2 separate regions of the Homo sapiens genome follow, and region 2 is linked to region 1. The links are chromatin contacts, found by Hi-C in ENCODE. All regions are on one chromosome and are shown on one strand. Each heading gives the region's core, a stretch centred on a gene start or an enhancer-like site at or near the end of the contact. The rest is flanking DNA. Distances are from core to core; before and after follow the strand shown.

Region 1 (2,926 bases), core at 296-2,795:
TTAGGAGTTAAAAAGTCTGAGGGTTGGAAATGAAAATGAATTGGAAGTGGAGGAGAAGTTAGATTCCAAGGTTTCTGGTTTGAACTGCTAGGTGGATGGTGTTGCTCTTTCTGGTAGGAGGAAAGCCTTGGGGAGGAACAGCCTCTGAGGGCAACATGGAGGACTCTATTTGAGGGTGCCTTCTGCAGATGGAAATGTCAAGGAGACAGCCAGTAACCTGAGGGGGTATCTGGGTTCCCACCTAACTTGCACTGGGATAGCTATGCCTATCACTGTCATTATGCGGGCCATATTCATCTGGGCATGTGTGGGCTTGCTGCACCTCCTCCTACCTGAGTTAGTAGTGACCACCTTCGGAGATGAAACAATCTAGAGTTGAAATATATTCTTTATTTTCAGGATGGAAATAGGATAGGGAAGGAGGAAAGATACCTTTGTTAGTTGCCACTGCAGTACCATCGAAAGAACATCCTGGGGAAACAAAGAGGTATGTGTGTTACAGGAGGGGTTGGTGACTAGAAACTTAGGTCCCGGAGCCTGGACACCAGGGTCAAAAAGGTGTACAGGGCCCGGACTCCTGGTTCTGAGGGAGGAGGGGGCAGGGGGCCTGGGCTTTTGGGTCTGAAGGAAGAGAAACTTGGGGGTCTGGACTCTTGGATCTGAGGGAGGAGGGGCTGGGGGCCTGGACTCCTGGGTCTGAGGGAGGAGGGGGTCCGGGGGCTTGGACTCTTGGATCTGCGGGAGGAGGGGACTGGGGACTTGGACTCCTGGGTCTGAAGGAGTAGGGGTTTGGGGCCTGGAATCCTGGGTCTGAGGGAGGAGGGGCTGCGGACCTGGACTCCTGGGTCTGAGGGAGGAGGGGCTGGGGGCCTGGACTCTTAGATCTAAGGGAGGAGGGGGCTGGGGACTTGGATTCCTGGGCTAGTAAAGAGGGGCTGGGACCTGGACTCGTGGGTCTGAGAGAGGAGGAACTGAAAGCCTGACCTCCTGGGTTGGAGGTTGCTGGGAACCCAGACTTCTCGGTGGGATCTGAGACAGCGGGGAGCTAGATGCTGGGGCTCCGGAGTCCCCAGAACTCACCACGCCAACACTGTCGCACTCGCTGATGCGAGGGCCCCGAGGACTGCAAGCAGGAACAGATTGCTGGGCGTCAGAGCCTCGGGCCTGGCCAGCAGCTCGCCCAGGCTGGGCCTCCAGGGCTCGATCAGCTCGGCATCCCGCGGCGCCCAGCGCAGCACTTCCCGGAACGAGGCCTGCAACTCTGTCTCCGCCCGCGGGGGCGGGCCCGTCACTGCGGGGGCGCGCACGTCAGCCAGGCACGAGCCCCACCCCTCTCCCGACCCCGCTCACTCACGCGGCCGCGCCCCGCCCCACCGTTAAGAAAGAAGTAGAGCCGGGCCAGGGGGCGCTGGTCTTGCTTGATCACGCAGGAGAACGTCCCGCGGTGCGTGAGCTGAGCCGGCCGGATCCGCGCCAGGTATCCTTCGGCCCGCGGCATATCTCGGAAATAGGACAAGTCCTGAGTCCGGAGCTGCGGGACACGCGGGTTTAAACGCCTCAACTCCGGCTTGCCACTGAGTAACCTACAAGCCCCGCCCCCCGAGCCAGACCACGCCCCCTGGAGTCCTGGCCCTGAGCCTTGAGCCCGCCCCCGAGCCTTCTCGCTCCCCTGCCCTAAACGCACCCCTTCCCCTCACTCCTTAAACCCTTACGCATAACCTACCCCTAGAAACTGCTTTTATTTATGTATTTTTTTTTTCTTCCAGACAGGGTCTCGTTCTGGCGCCCAGGCTGCAGTGCAGTGGCGCGATCATAGCTCACTGCAGCCTCAAACTCCTGGACTTAAGCAGTCTTCCCGCTCAGCCTCCCCAGTGGCTGGGACTATAGGCGTGCACCACCACGCCCCGGCTGTTTTTAAAATTTTTTGGCAGAGGAGGGGTCTTAATTTGTTGCCGAGGCCGGTCTCAAACTCCTGGGCTCAAGCCATCCTCCCGCCTTGGTCTCCAAAAGCGCTGGGATTACAGGCGTGAGCCATCGCCCCAGGTCCTTGGTCCTGCATTCTGATCTTCGAGCTCTCCCCTAAATCCCGCGACCCTCCTCTTGCTGATGCTTGTGTCTAGACGGAGATTCCCGGAGTCCCGTCCCCGCAAGCTGACTCCCCAACCTCTAGTGAAGGCTAACTCGCCCGTCTAAACTCTTCGCGCCGGCCCCGCCCCGACTCACACCTCCTCCTGCGAACTTCCAGGAATAGGTGATCTCCTCCTTTGGCAGCTGGAAGTTTACGATGCAAGAAAACATAGCCTGGTCGCCCCGAGTCACTGTCACATCCTGAACTGAAGACGGAGCAGGGTTCACTCGCTGGGCCCCGACCACGTCTGGCCTCGCCACCAGCTTATGCCCCTCGGTGCTCTGGTCCCTTTTCTCAGGTTGGCCTCCTGCACCCCGAGGCCCCGCCCCCTCACCTGGGCAGTCCAGCGGGAGGTCGCAGACCCTAGAGTAGCACCCGCTGCAGAGGAAACGCCGGGCGAACTCCTGGAGACCTGTGGAGCGGGAACGCTGGGTCTAGGCGCCACCTGCCCTTCCAAGCCCGGGGCCCTTGGCCCATTTGAGATCCATGCAGCTTCCCGGGGTCCATCGGCCAGGTGGCATCTTGACCCCGCCCTCCCTGCTGTCTTTGGCCGACTCTCACTCCTCTCCGCCCTCTAGGATTCCTATTGGTTTGCTTCGGCTCTCACACACACCTTCTGAGGATTTAGAGCAATACTTGGTTTTCTTCCTTTTCTCCAGGGATCTTATTGGCTTCCTAAGGATGTGAAGCCCACCCGCTTTCCCACACTTGATGTCGTACGTTTCGTCCCCGACCGCCTCCCTTACCCCGCAATTTCCAAGTTTTAGATGAAGTCCTTACCGCAGGGAGGGATGCAAG
Region 2 (2,926 bases), core at 278-2,777, 2.5 Mb before region 1:
CCACCTGCTCCCCGGCTGCCCGCACCTTCCGGGCCTCCGCGGCGAATTTCTTTTTCCCCTTGGTCCTTCTCCTGGGTCTGGCCATCTCCAGCGTTCCCCTGCTTTACAGCATCTTCCTGTAAGTGCGAGAGGCTCCCGCCTCTCTCCCTCCCTCTCTCCCCATTCAGTGTTCAGACTCCTGGCACTATGTGAGCCCAGCCTGTCTTGACTTCAGGATCCCGCCTTCTAAGCTGTGTGGTCCATTCCGGGGGCAGTCGTCCATCTGGGCCCAGATCCCTGAGTCTATTTCCAGCCTCCCTGAGACCACCCAGAATTTCCTCTTCTTCCTGGGGACCCAGGCTTTTGCTGTGCCCCTTCTGCTGATCTCCAGGTGAGACGGCCCAGACTTCTGGGTCTGGGTTTGAATGCGTGTGATCTGGGGGCCACCACCTGCGTCCAAGAGAGGAGAGGCTTGGGCGTGGGAGCAGGCAACGTACTGAGTCTGAGGGAGGAGGCCTAGGCTCCTGGACTGCTGGGTCCGAAGGAGGAGGTGGGCGGGACGTAGGACTCCTGGATCTGAAGGCGGAGGGGCTGGGAGACTGAACTCCTTGAGCCCAGACGAGGAGGGGCTTAGGCGTCCACATCCCTGGCTTCGAAGGAGCCAGACGTTTGGATATAATGGAAGAGCGTGTCAGGAGTGGCTTCCGTTCCTGTCTCCTTCAGCATCCTGATGGCGTACACTGTGGCTCTGGCTAACTCCTACGGACGCCTCATCTCTGAGCTCAAACGTCAGAGAGAGACGGTGAGCCAGGCGGGTCCCTGAGAGGGCCCCTGGGGAACATGGAAAGGGGTTGGGGAAGAGGATTGTCTCACCTCCACCTCTCTTTGCCCCAGGAGGCGCAGAATAAAGTCTTCCTGGCACGGCGCGCTGTGGCGCTGACCTCCACCAAACCGGCTCTTTGACCCCCGCAGCCCACGTCCCGCTTTCAGACCCCAGGCCCATTGTAAGCCTAGGTCACAACATCTGTAAACTAGGAGAACTGGAGAAGACTCCACGCCCTTCCAGCTTTGGTATCTGGAGATTTCCAGGGCCCCTCGCCGCCACGTCCCTGACTCTCGGGTGATCTTCCTTGTATCAATAAATACAGCCGAGGTTGCTGAGCGCGCTTTGAAATCTGCGTCCTGAAGGTGGGGGCAGGGCTACAGCGGGGCAGGAGCCAATCAAATGTACGGGCATGTTTGTCGGTGCAGAGCGCTCTTCCGCAAGGAGACTTGTCGGTCATGTCGGCCAATCGACGGCCGCATCTGGTAGCATCAGGGGCGGGCCAACTTATGATTGGTTCAGATCTGTGACAAGAGGCGGTTGCTAGGGGATACCACGAGCCGAACGCCTAGCATTCGCTGTGATAAAGGGCGTCTCAGCCAATCACCTGTCGCTACAGGCCAGGGGGCCGTACCAACTAATTCGGAACCAATCCGCGGTCGAAGTAGGGACAAGAAAAAGGGGGGCATCCTCTCGCCAATCGGAAGTGCAAAGAGGCGGGCGTGCCAGTCCCTGGACAGCTACGACGCCATGAATATCTTGCCCAAGAAGAGCTGGCACGTCCGGAACAAGGACAATGTCGCCCGCGTGCGGCGTGACGAGGCCCAGGCCCGGGAGGAGGAGAAGGAGCGTGAGCGGAGGGTGCTGCTGGCTCAGCAAGAGGTAAGCTCGGAAGCCGGCAGGGCGGCGCTCCGGGGCCCAGCGCGCAGGCGCCGCGGTTGGGGGCCGGAAGCGGAGGCGTTGCGCAGGCTCAATGTGCCCCGTGTGAAATTCGGGACCAGGCGCCGATCCCACTTTCGAGGACGTTGCCCCGCAAACCTTGTGCCCACTTCCACGAAACCTTCCTTGATCTCGCCCTCGTCTTAGTTTTTCCCCCACTGATGTATTTCACATGGCTGGAACAGTGTCTAGCACAAAAGAGAAGCTTAACATTTAATGAATCCGTGAACCCTTGGACAGTTCAAGGAAATTCGGATCACTTTTTAGTTTGCCTGCACAGCCTATTTATTGAGCATCTACTGTATGCTAACTACATGCCGTGCACCTGACTTGCGGAATCCCCAATAAGCACTGTTCGTTCTTAGAGGGGCACTGTCATCTCTGTTGCACGAAGTGAGATGGCTTCAGTGAGGGGAAGGCACATTTTAAGGAGAGGCGGACAGCCAGGCTCCACGCCATCGGGCGAGCCCTTTCGTGCACCGCCCCCTAGACACATACACACAAACACGGGCTTTCCGTATGGCTCTTTAAATCTGTTTGGTGTACACCCAACTTTCATTTCCTTAGCTAGTCTGATCCTCCGCCGTGGGTGGGAGGTAGTCTAGGTTTTTAGAATCTCAGTAGGCTGCTGAGCGCTGTTTGAAATCCGCGTCCTGAAGGCAGGGGACAGGGCTTCAGCAGACTTGGGGTAGTCACTTGGAGCCATGGCTAGAATTCAGATCGTCTGGCCTAATGCATACCTTTATGGCTGTTTTAATTGTCTCACTTGAGGTTAGGAACCCCTTTGGTTTAGGCCAGGGACCTCCTCCCATACATCCTTGATGACCCGTGGTTTACTATTTGAAAGGGAGTTTACAAAACCCAGGCGTTGCCTCATCTGCCTACCCTCACCCCCAGCTAGGACAGGTGCCTCTTTTAGGCGCCTAGTGCTCCCTTTCTCATAACCCCAGCACCCTGGACTGCCATTTTCTGTGGTGGGCACCAGACTCACAGTTCTTGAATTACCTCTAGGTTCTGAATGTCCTGCCTATAACTTTCTCCCCAGGCCCGTACAGAATTCCTACGGAAGAAAGCCAGACATCAGAACTCACTGCCTGAGCTTGAAGCAGCAGAGGCGGGAGCCCCAGGTTCTGGCCCTGTGGACCTGTTTCGGGAGCTGCTGGAGGAAGGGAAAGGAGTGATCAG

The links. A loop is a pair of places that touch in the nucleus more often than their neighbours do. Pooled maps may share reads with other maps.
Region 2: a loop to region 1 is called in a pooled map, with 6 times the contacts of the local background. The contact joins the promoter of LENG1 here to the enhancer-like site in region 1. A Hi-C loop is called at or near these places in 5 of 50 pooled maps.

The regions. Positions count from the first base shown.
Region 1 is chr19:51,702,635-51,705,560 of GRCh38, reverse strand. It overlaps SPACA6 (sperm acrosome associated 6), which reads right to left. Exons shown (of 9, transcript NM_001316972.2): 4 at 2,909-2,926; 5 at 2,463-2,540; 6 at 2,224-2,333; 7 at 1,375-1,531; 8 at 1,081-1,291; 9 at 371-471. The coding sequence ends at 438. Among named protein-coding and RNA genes, the nearest start is that of SPACA6-AS1, 11 kb to the right of the region's middle. RefSeq lists a silencer at 1,195-1,394. Within about 2 kb of position 1,545, at least 35 of the 41 ENCODE cell types and tissues checked have a DNase peak (open chromatin) inside an H3K27ac peak, as active enhancers do.
Region 2 is chr19:54,158,322-54,161,247 of GRCh38, reverse strand. LENG1 (leukocyte receptor cluster member 1) reads left to right here and starts at 1,527. Exons shown (of 4, transcript NM_024316.3): 1 at 1,527-1,684; 2 at 2,787-2,926. The coding sequence starts at 1,553. It overlaps TMC4 (transmembrane channel like 4), which reads left to right. Exons shown (of 15, transcript NM_144686.4): 12 at 1-118; 13 at 215-370; 14 at 703-781; 15 at 874-1,140. The coding sequence ends at 942. RefSeq lists an enhancer at 1,525-2,194.